Regions from separate parts of the Homo sapiens genome. Here region 2 is linked to region 1. A link is an interaction called in ENCODE POLR2A ChIA-PET data of the cell type or tissue named here. Cell type or tissue: PC-9. All regions are shown on one strand. Each heading gives the region's core, and the rest is flanking DNA. Links, peaks and the distances in the headings are about the cores only.

The links. ChIA-PET counts read pairs that join two places held together with the same protein. Peaks named below come from ENCODE experiments on the same cell type or tissue, not always from the same donor. Only the 100,000 strongest peaks of a DNase experiment are listed, where the experiment ranks them.
Region 2: POLR2A ChIA-PET joins it to region 1 with 6 read pairs; 1 of 35 experiments calls an interaction of 5 or more read pairs at or near these places.

Annotation. Positions count from the first base shown.
Region 1 is chr1:101,148,032-101,153,418 of GRCh38, reverse strand. It overlaps LOC101928334 (a long non-coding RNA gene), which reads right to left and starts at 2,804. Exons shown (of 4, transcript XR_426738.4): 1 at 2,511-2,804. In PC-9, for the core only: no CTCF peak of the experiment used is centred there; a DNase peak (open chromatin) is centred at 2,548; H3K27ac peaks cover 1,191 bases.
Region 2 is chr1:99,958,925-99,964,311 of GRCh38, reverse strand. The region is part of intron 1 of LOC124904230 (a long non-coding RNA gene); the gene reads left to right. Among named protein-coding and RNA genes, the nearest start is that of SLC35A3, 8.4 kb to the left of the region's middle. In PC-9, for the core only: no CTCF peak of the experiment used is centred there; a DNase peak (open chromatin) is centred at 1,111; H3K27ac peaks cover 1,259 bases.

The sequences.
Region 1 (5,387 bases), core at 102-5,101:
GAGTTATTTAAATTCTCTTCATCATTGTATCTCCAGTTGTGTCCATATTTATCCAATTCCCCATCTCCAGTGAAGGCTTGTCTGGGTTTAGTTCAGCCTGAAAGAGGCCAAGAAAGAAGACAGGAGTGTCTCTTGCCCCATACTATATAATGTGTGGAACAAGAGGGAAAGCATCAAAGGTTACCTGAAGAAAACACTGCTGAGGTAAGAACATCTCAGGGTCCAAATGCTCATCTAAACAAGGCGGACCTAGGTGGTCAATGAGATCCTTGCTCATTAACTGGGAAACCAAGTGGCTAGAGAATAAAATGCAGGTCCAAATGGCTGGGCCACATTTTTGCATGTGTCTTAGCATCATGTTCTATGAGCAGATCCGGTTTATGTAATGAGGAGATCAAGATTGGGACAGATCATGTTCAAACATCCTCAACATGGGGCTACTAACATTTGTGTAATATTTTAAAGTTTTACGTATAGCAACTCAATGGAACATTGAGTTAACCCTAAGAGGTTGCTATTAATAGTAATCCATATTTAACAGATGAGAATAGGGCAGAGGAATGTGATGCCATTGTAGGACAGCATCTGGGGCTTGGCTTCCACTCATCTAGTTACTGAGAAGCACCCATGGCTCTGTCTCAGGGCAGGATCCCCTCTCCAGTTAGAGGAGCCAGTCTGTGAATGTGTTGCTTGCTGACGACCTGCCGACTGGCACTACTCAGAGAAGAAGCAGTGAAACGAACTGCATTCAGGCTGAGAGGAGCATGGGGCCTGGGAGGTCTTGGTGAAAGTTTTAAGATCTGTTTCTCACTTAAGAGGTTCTAGAAGAAAGGCAGTAGGAAGTAGTAGCCAAGTGTGAGACTTCATGAAGTTGTGCACTGATAGATCTCCAAATTGTTATTATTTTAAGACAGAGTCTCACTCTGTCATCCAGGCTGGAGTGCAGTGGCACGATCTCGGCTCACTGCAACCTCTGCCTCCCAGGTTCAAGAGATTCTCCTGCCGCAGCCTCCCGAGTAGCTGGGACTACAGGCGCCCGCCACCACACTCAGCTAATTTTTTGTATTTTTAGTAGAGTCGGGGTTTCATCCTGTTAGCCAGGATGGTCTTGATCTCCTGACCTCGTGATCCACCCGCCTCGGCCTCCCAAAGTGCGGGGATTACAGGCGTGAGCCACCACGCCTGGCCTCCAGATTATTTTTTAATAAAAGATTGCTGAGTGACTTTGGATATATAGCTCAGAAGCAATTCAAAGAGTTTAAGTAAAATTTCATCTCCAAAATAAACACACAAAAAAAGCCTTTCTTCAGTGCCATCTACTTATGTATATGGTAAGACTTCTCAGGACATGCATGTATAACAATATAAAATACGGACTATATCAATGCTGAAATTATCTCGTTCCAGCAATAAGCAATAACTATTCAGCAATAAATACACACAAACCGATTGTCAGGCAAAACAAGCCCTAAAACAACAGAAAATAAAAGAAGCAGAATTTTAAAAAATTAAAAAGCCCAATTCCCTGCACATTTATCTCATTAACAGATGTATTTCTAGTAAAATTACATTTACTTCTTAGTAAACATTTACTTACATTAACTCTTTTTGTCAATGTTTAAAATCATTTGGATCAATTATATACTGCTAATAATTGTAATGTGAGCCCTCTAGAAGTTTGGGTGTTATGATTACAGGGAAGTAAATTTACACAAATTTTTATTTATATAAATATTTTTGTTGAAGTGAAACATAGGGTCATCAATTTGTTCAAGCATAAACATATATTGGAACAAAATTCCTTGGCAAAGTGGAATGGAAACATGAGTTTAAGGAAAAAAATGATGTAAATATCTATTAAAGAAAGCTTAATAATATGTATAATGTGTTTTTAAATGGATAGTAGGGGTATTGAATTGCCATAACATTTAGATTACATTAGTTATTACTTAAAAAGTGATGTAACAGTTATATTTTTAAGGAGAATATTTACAACACCAGGGAAATCACATCCTCTGTGACTATTTGAACGTATAAGAAAAGTTTTCAGCTGTTAACAATGTGCAAGGGGGACACACCATATTTTTCAAAATTCTATTAGGCTGTATGTGAGCAGGAAAAATTAAAGCCCGCTATGCTACAGGAACACATCACTAGCTCTAGTATTTTCACAAGAAATGCAGACATTTCTGAAAGTATCTCCAAAACCTACTGAAGAAAGCAGAAGACAATACCTTGAGAGCACAAAATCATGGCAATTCATCCCCAAAGCGAATATGACCAACCTAAAAATTCCTATCTCAGCTAAAATCTCCACAGTTTTCTGTTGGATTCTTCTGCTACTACATCTTAAAACCCACTGGTCAGCTCACCATACATATCATTCAAAAGATAAGAATGTGGGAAGTTGATGTAAAGTTATCACGCAGTGATAAGCCAGAGTATAACTTATATGACAAAGAAACACACATACATGCGATCACATAATCTTTGATCCCAACGTAACTCACCTGGCTGATATGTGGGATTGCATCACAGTTTCCCGGGAGTTGCTCTTAAATGACTAGTTAGAAAGTTATTTACCCTGATGGAATGGCATAGGCCTAAATAAAAAAGACTGACATTGTACACAGGAATGAGACTTCAAACAGGAAATGACAATCTCTCTGTGTGTCTTAATTTATCTTTGGGGAAAATTGACAAAGTTAAAATGGAATTAAATTTTAATGAAAATTCGTAGAGAAAAAGTATTAAAAACAACTTTGCCGGGGCTATTAGAACATGGAGTTCTGCTACAAAAATGCTCGGAAAAAGTTTTACAATTTAAACACATTGGAACTCCCCAGTGTAAAACACTCTAAGCTAAATTATGGGAAAAGTCAATGTTGTATCAGCACCAAACAATCACCCTGCATAAGAATGAAAAGAAGGAAATGTTGTTCTGAATAGCTTGCCAAGGCTAAAGAAAAGTAGAACAGTTGTCGCAGACGAAGTGGTTGTGAGTAATAGCCCAAAAGGATGTATTCTAATTTGTGTTTGCCACTTAAATTATGAAATAGGTCATTATCTTCAAACTTAAGGTAAATAGCACTGGATTAGAGAAAAATAGAGACAGGAAGAGAGGGAAAAAGGAAAAAGGGCATAACAGGTAATTGTGATAAATGCATATTAATTTTTAGGCTTTTCTCAGTCAATAGATCTTATAATCCATTGTGGGTACACAAATGCTATGTTTTTTCTTTCCAATATTTGATGTGAGATAAAAATTAGATTAAGTGTAAAAACTAGATCTGGGCACCCCTATAGTAAGAATATTGAATTGTATCTCTTATGTAGCATTCCGTAACCCACTTTAATATTTGCTTTAACAACTTGACTACTCTCATATTTGTCATCAATTGGGTACCCAGTGCAAGAATTTTTAAGCAAAATTACTTGATAGTTTAGTATAAAAGCAGTGGTCTCCAACCTTTCTAAGCATAATATTTTTAAGCTTATTATTTTGGAAAATAAAAAAAAAAATCCTAAGTTAGAGACTGTTTAACAAACCTCCATGTATCCATCACCCAGCTTTAACAATTATCATCTCATGACCCACCTTATTTTATCTGTGCTTTACTTACTCATCCCACTTCAGATTATTCTGAAGCAAATCTAAGATATGAGATGATTTATTTTTGTTCTTAATAGAAAATATTTGAGGGCCCTTCCATATCACATTACGATGGTTGCATTTTTAATACCACTCAGTTAAAACTCCACATGAACATGAGGATTATTGCTCCCTCCTCCTTTCTTTACTACAACTCTGTGCCGCCTTCCCCATCTCAAAGGTATGTAGCCCATGAGTGGGGAATCCCTGGCACAATGAAAGTAGCTGCTAGCATCACTCACATTTGTGCTTGTTTAATAGCACATAAACATAAACTCACAACACAAACACTGCTTCTACTGCTTTATTTCTCAGGAATATATTTGTCATTACAGGTTTACAAGCAGAGTAGAAAATATAGCATTAGAATTCTCAACAGAACTTTTTCTCTTTATCCACCAGACTGATGTTTCTCTGCTAAAAATAAGTAACACAGGCTACTACTTTCTAAAAGTTGTTGCTCTCCAACATGTGTTTAGACAGCTTTATGACGTTGACATTTTTACCTGTGGAAAAAAAATCCAACTCCTGTGAGCTAGAAATCTTTGCACAATACAGCTTGAGAGCTGGCCTGCTTGTTGGCAGTCTCCCCGAGGAGCTAAGGAACAAATGAGCAAAGACTGTGTTCACACACTTGGAAATGACACAGGCCTGAGAAAGCTCCTTGTCTCACTACACCATGTGCACTTCCTTTAGATGAAAAACGAATATTCAGTGTTATTAAACCAGGACTTCAGTTACATATAGAATTCACTTTTGTATGAGAAAAGCAACAAAAAAAAGACCTGTTTTTTTTCCATATGAAACAGATAGTTTCTTTTGTTTTCTTGGTAAGGGGCACTAAACAAAATTCTTTCTTGATTTCTGCTCAGTGCACACATACAGCACTGATTAATGCTAATGGGATTCAGACATTTTAAAAAGCGTGCACTCAATCTCAGGATTATAAATATCATCCAGAAAGTTTGTGATTGGAATTTATTGGCATGCATCTAATCTAGATCAATTTTAAGCCCTTAAACTTTTATGTTTAAATGAACAGAATTATCTCCATTAAATCATATTCAGTACTGCTTGTGGCTATATAAAGAGAAAAATTATAGTAGTGCTATGTTTGTACTTTATTAGAGAAAAAGCAATCTTCTCTAAATGAAATTATTCTTTTTCTAGTTTCATGGAATATCTTATTTTTTAATTTTAAATTTCCGAAACAAGATGTCATCATTTGAAGATTCCAGTTTGGGCTTTATTTTTCTAAACATGTCCATTATGGGGCTGAGTAAACAGAATACATAAGATAATGAAATCTTTCTTACATAATACAATGTTTTTCTAAACCACATTTCAAACATGAAATTAGACAATCTAGTTTTCCACCAGGGAAATTATTATCTGCTTTATATGTACCGTATTAATTAGATTAGGCCCAAATCCTAGTAGTTTGCATAATTATATTTAATTTGCCAGAAGGGGTCAAATTGTAGCATTGGATCTTAACTAAGAGATAATGCTGTTTAGTCAGAAAAAGTATATCACATTCTAGAAATACTCAAAAGTATTTGTAATGTTAGAATAATAAAATGTAGTGTTGTTCTCTTCAGAGGCCCAACTGTTTATATTTGAATAGTAAAAACCCCAGAAATGCACCTGGCTTAATATTTATAATCATGAAATATGGTTAAACGTTAGTTAGAAGCTCATTTATTTCATCTCCTTCCAATTTAGTGTCATTTCC
Region 2 (5,387 bases), core at 234-5,233, 1.2 Mb after region 1:
TTTGAGGTCACACTAAGATTTTGCCAATTTCCAAGCACTTGGAAGTTGAAAAAAAATTTTTTTGACAAAACCTAGCATATATTGATTAATACAGAAACTTATGGCCAGAGATGGGTGTATTTTAACAAAAGCATGACTTTTGTGACTTTGACTTAGGGGCCAAGTGATGGGGGCAAGCAAACTGATTTTAGCAGCTGGAAGAATGATAACCCATGGTGTACTATGGAATATTTGATAAAACTGTGACCTACAATTACTTAAAAGTTAAATAATGAACATAGTAAGTTTATAGCTCCAGTGCAAGAGACTAGAAAACAAAATGTTAATAGCATGTGTAGGTTAATGTTGGATGTATTTGAAAGACACTTCATGAAAGAGAAATAGCCAAAAAATAATTTACTAATTTGTAAGCAGGAATGGAAAGGAATAAAGACAACATAGAAATTCAGGAACTGGCACAGTTGACAATGGCAAATACTTTTCTAATGGAAGCCTTTAATAATAATTTTAAAAAATCAAACCAAGCCTATCCCTGTCATACCTATCTTTAAAATCTCTAAATGGATTGAGATATCACCTAGTAAGTCCTTTCAATTGGATGAAATGGCTAAATGAACAGGGAATAAAGGTGTTGGTCTCCCACCAAGCTTGATAGGCTCAAGGTACCTAGAATTAAGTAGACAGATAAATGGAGATATGTCAAGGAAAGAACTGTGTTATGGCCATTGGCAAATGAAGCTGATTGGAATCTAAGAGATAAGAAACCAGTAATGTTTATAAGATAATTGTATTGCCAAAGGAGCCAAGAGCCTAGACAAAACTTAACATGTCTCTTTGGCCTACAGCCCTCTATACACAGGAAATGAGCTCAGGATACTGGTTAGCCTCCAAAGAGTGCATATTCTCCAATACCCTCTTCACATATAACTAAAAAATATAATAAAGGAAGAACTGTCTCCCAGAAGGTCAAATCAAGGAACATAAAGAACAATGAATTGGGAACCCCCTTCTAGAGGGCAGAATTAGCATCTAATTCAAGAACTATTTAATATCACCTACACCCAGGATAGCAGGACTTCACAATGTGTTGCCACTGAGCAGTGTCAGCTCTGTTCATTGACTTTACTCTCATTTTTTCCCAATGACTCACCACATCTCTTCCCTCTAATATACTTTCTGTGATCTAAGAATTTGCCTGTTCTAGATATTTTATATGTGTTATCATACAATATTTGTCCTTTTTTATTTAACTTCTTTCATTTAGCACCATGTTTTCAAGGTTCATCCATATTGTAATCTGTATCAGAACTTATTCCTTCTTCTGGCTGAACAATAACCCATTTTATGGATATACCACATTTTATTTATCCCTTCATCCATCAGTAGACATTTGAGTTGTTTCTACCTTTTGGGTGTTATGAATAATGCTGCTATGAACATTTATGTACAAGTATCTTATTCGTTTAAGTCCTTGTGTTTTTTTGTTTTGTTTTGTTTTTTTGTTTTTTTGAGACAGAGTCTTGCTCTATTGCCCAGGCTGGAGTGTGGTGGTGCAATCTCGGCTCACTGCAACCTCTGCCTCCTGGGTTCAAGTGATTCTCCTGCCTCAGCCTTCCGAGTAGCCAGGACTACAGACACATGCCACTACACCTGGCTAATTTTTGTATTTTTAGTAAAGACTGGGTTTCGCCATATTGGCCATGCTGGTCTCAAACTCCTGACCTCAAGTGATACTCCCACCTTGGCCTCCCAAAGTGCTGGAATTACAGGAATGAGCCACCGTGCCCAGCCAAGTCCTTGTTTTCAATTCCTCCACGTATATAAGTAGGAGAGGAATGCTGAGTTATATGGTAATATTATGTTTAAATTTATTTTTTTAGAGGCAAGTTCTGGCTCTGTTGCCTAGGCTGGAGTACAGTGGCATGATCTCATAGCTCACTGCCACCTCAAACTCCTGGGCTCAAGTGATCTTACAGCTTCATCCTCTTAAGTAGCTAGACCTACAGCTATGCGCCACCATGCCTGCCTAATTTTTTTTTATTTTTAGTAGTGATAAGGTCTCCCAATATTGCCCAGGCTGGCCTTTTTTAAAAAAAAAATTTAATATTTAAAAAATAGAGGCTAAGCAACATGGCTCATACCTGTAATCCTAGCACTTTGGGAGACCACAGCGGGCAGATCAGGAGTTCAAGACAAGCCTGGGCAACATAATGAAACCCTGTCTTGACAAAAAAATACCAAAAAAAGTAGCCAGTAGTTCCAGCTACTTGGGGGCTGAGGTGGGCGCATCACTTGAGCCCAGGAGGTGGAGGCGGCAGTGAGCCAAGATCATGCCACTGCACTCCAGCCTAGGTGACAAAGAAAGACTCTGCCTTAAAAAAAAAAATTAATTTAATTTAAAAAATAGAGAGAGATGGGGTCTCACTATGTTGCCCAGGTTGATCCTGAACCTTTGGACTCAAGTGATCCTCCTACCTCAGCCTCCCAAAGTGTTGGGATCACAGATGTGAGCCACCACACCCAGCCTAATTCTTTTTTAAGATTTTTTTTCCTTGTTATCTTCTTCTTAAATTTTTTTGTTTTTTGAGACAGGGTCTTGCGCTGTTGCCCAGGCTGGAGTACAGTGGCAGAATCATGGCTCACTACATCCTTGACCTCCTGGAGTTAACTGATCTTCCCACCGCAGTCTTCAAAGTAGCTGGGACTACAGGCACTCACCAGCATGCCTGGCTAATTTTTGGATTTTTTGTAGAGACAGGGTTTCGCTGTGTTGCCCAGGTTGGTCTTGAACTCCAGGCCTCAAATGATCTGCCAGCCTTGGCCTAACAAAGTGCTGGGATTACAGGCATGAGCTGTCCCACCTGGGCTGTCATCTTAATTATTTCCATTTGGTACATTTAATCTTTGAGGAACTGCCAAACTGTTTTTCAAAACAGCTGTACCATTTTGTTTTATTTATTTATTTAATAATAGAAATGGGATCTTGCAATGTTGGCCAGGTTGGTCTCAAACTCTTGGGCTCAAGTGAGTCTCCCACCTCAACCTCCCACAGCACTGGGATTACTTGTGTGAGCCACTGCACCTGGTCCCAAATTTTAGACAAAGCTTTACTCCTTTAATCAATTGCAAATTAAAGAATCTCTGAAGACACCTATGACCTGTAAGCCCCCACTTCAAGATATTCTGCCTTTTTTTTAAAAATTATACTTTTAAGTTTTAGGGTACAGGTGCACAATGTGCAGTTTGTTACATATATATACATGTGCCATGCTGGTGTGCTGCACCATTAACTCGTCATTTAACATTAGGTATATCTTGGCCGGGCGCGGTGGCTCACGCCTGTAATCCCAGCACTTTGGGAGGCCGAGGCGGGTGGATCACGAGGTCAGGAGATCGAGACCATCCCGGCTAAAACGGTGAAACCCCGTCTCTACTAAAAATACAAAAAATTAGCCGGGCGTAGTGGCGGACGCCTGTAGTCCCAGCTACTTGGGAGGCTGAGGCAGGAGAATGGCGTGAACCCGGGAGGCGGAGCTTGCAGTGAGCCGAGATCCCGCCACTGCACTCCAGCCGGGGCGACAGAGCGAGACTCCGTCTCAAAAAAAAAAAAAAAAAAAAAAAAAAAAACATTAGGTATATCTCCTAATGCTTCCCTCCCCACTCCCCCCACCCCACAACAGGCCCCAGTGTGTGATGTTCCCCTTCCTATGTCCATGTATTCTCTTTGTTCAATTCCCACCTATGAGTGAGAACATGCGGTGTTTGGTTTTTTGTCCTTGCGATAGTTTGCTGAGAATGATGGTTTCCAGCTTCATCCATGTCCCTACAAAGGACATGAATTCATCATTTTTTATGGCTGCATAGTATTCCACGGTGTATACATGCCACATTTTCTTAATCCAGTCTATCATTGTTGGACATTTGGGTTGGTTCCAAGTCTTTGCTATTGTGAATAGTGCCGCAATAAACATACGTGTGCATGTGTCTTTATAGCAACATGATTTATAATCCTTTAGGTATAGATAGTCTGCCTTTTTAGGCCAAAGCAATGTATAACCTCCATATATTGATTTATGACTTAGCCTGTAACTTCTACTTCCCTAAAATATATAAAACAGGCCAGGTGAGGTGACTCATGCCCGTAATTCCAGAACTTTGGGAGGCTAAAGTGGGCAGATCACTTGAACGCAGGAGTCAAGACCAGTGGGTAACATGGTGAACCCTCATCTCTACAAAAAATACAAAAATTAACCAGGCATAGTAGTTCACAGCTATAGTCCCAGTTATTTGGGAGGCTGAGGTGGGAGGATCACTTGAGCCCAGGATGTAGAGGCTGCAGCAAACCAAATCATGCCACTGCACTCCAGCAGGGTGACAGAGTGAGACCCCGTCTCAAAAAAAAAAAAAAAAAAAGATGGCATAAACATATTCCATGCTATTTCTCCCAGAGAATACAACAAAAATTCTGGGGAGAATACATGAAACTGTTGTACCTGACCGAGTTAGAGAAAACGCCACACTTTGAGACGAATTAAGAGTCCTTTATTAGCTGGTGACCAAGAGACGGCTAATGCTCAAAATTCTCTTGGCCCCGAGGAAGGGGCTTGATTAACTTTTATACCTTGGTTTAGGAAGGGGAGGCGAGGGGGGGGCTAGTTAAAACAATTTTACAGAGGTTAAGTAGTCAAAAAAGTTAAAAGAATAAATGGTTACAGGAAAGTAAACATTTCCAGGTGCAGGGGCTTTAAGACTATTACAAGGTGATAGACGCGGGGCTTTGGGCGTTATCAATCAGACGAATTCTTGTGGACTGCGGATATAGCTTGCCACAGTATCTTATCAGTTAATTGCATTCTTGGATGTGCTGGGAGTCAGCTTGCACAAGTTAAGTCCTTGAGGAAGGGGCTGCCAATGAAAGAGCCAAGATGGAGTTTGTCTGGTTCTCTTAGCTAAGGGAGGAACAAGGCCAGGTGAATAAGGAAAAAACAAGGTTGGGCATTACAAAACAAATAACTGAGATTAGTAAAATAAATAATAAAGGTAATAAAGAAAATAATAGAAGATAAATTGGGTAAGAAATTAAAACTCAAAGACCAACAAAATGGTGAGTTTCGTATATTTTTCTCTCTACTATCTCAAAGCAAGAAAAATTCTGGAATGTTGCAAAAGGAACACCAAGATGTATCTCTATCTTTAAAAAGAAAACTGGAAAGAGGCCCCTCTGACAAATGAGGAACTATTCTGTTTCTGTTTTCTTTTATTGGCTCTGTAGGGCTCCAGTTCTAAAGCTGCATTCTCCCTATGGATGGTGACTCTATCAGCAGCTGAGCTTGCTGATTTGCCTTGGAGATTGTCTTAGTCTACTTTGGCTGCTATAACAAATTACC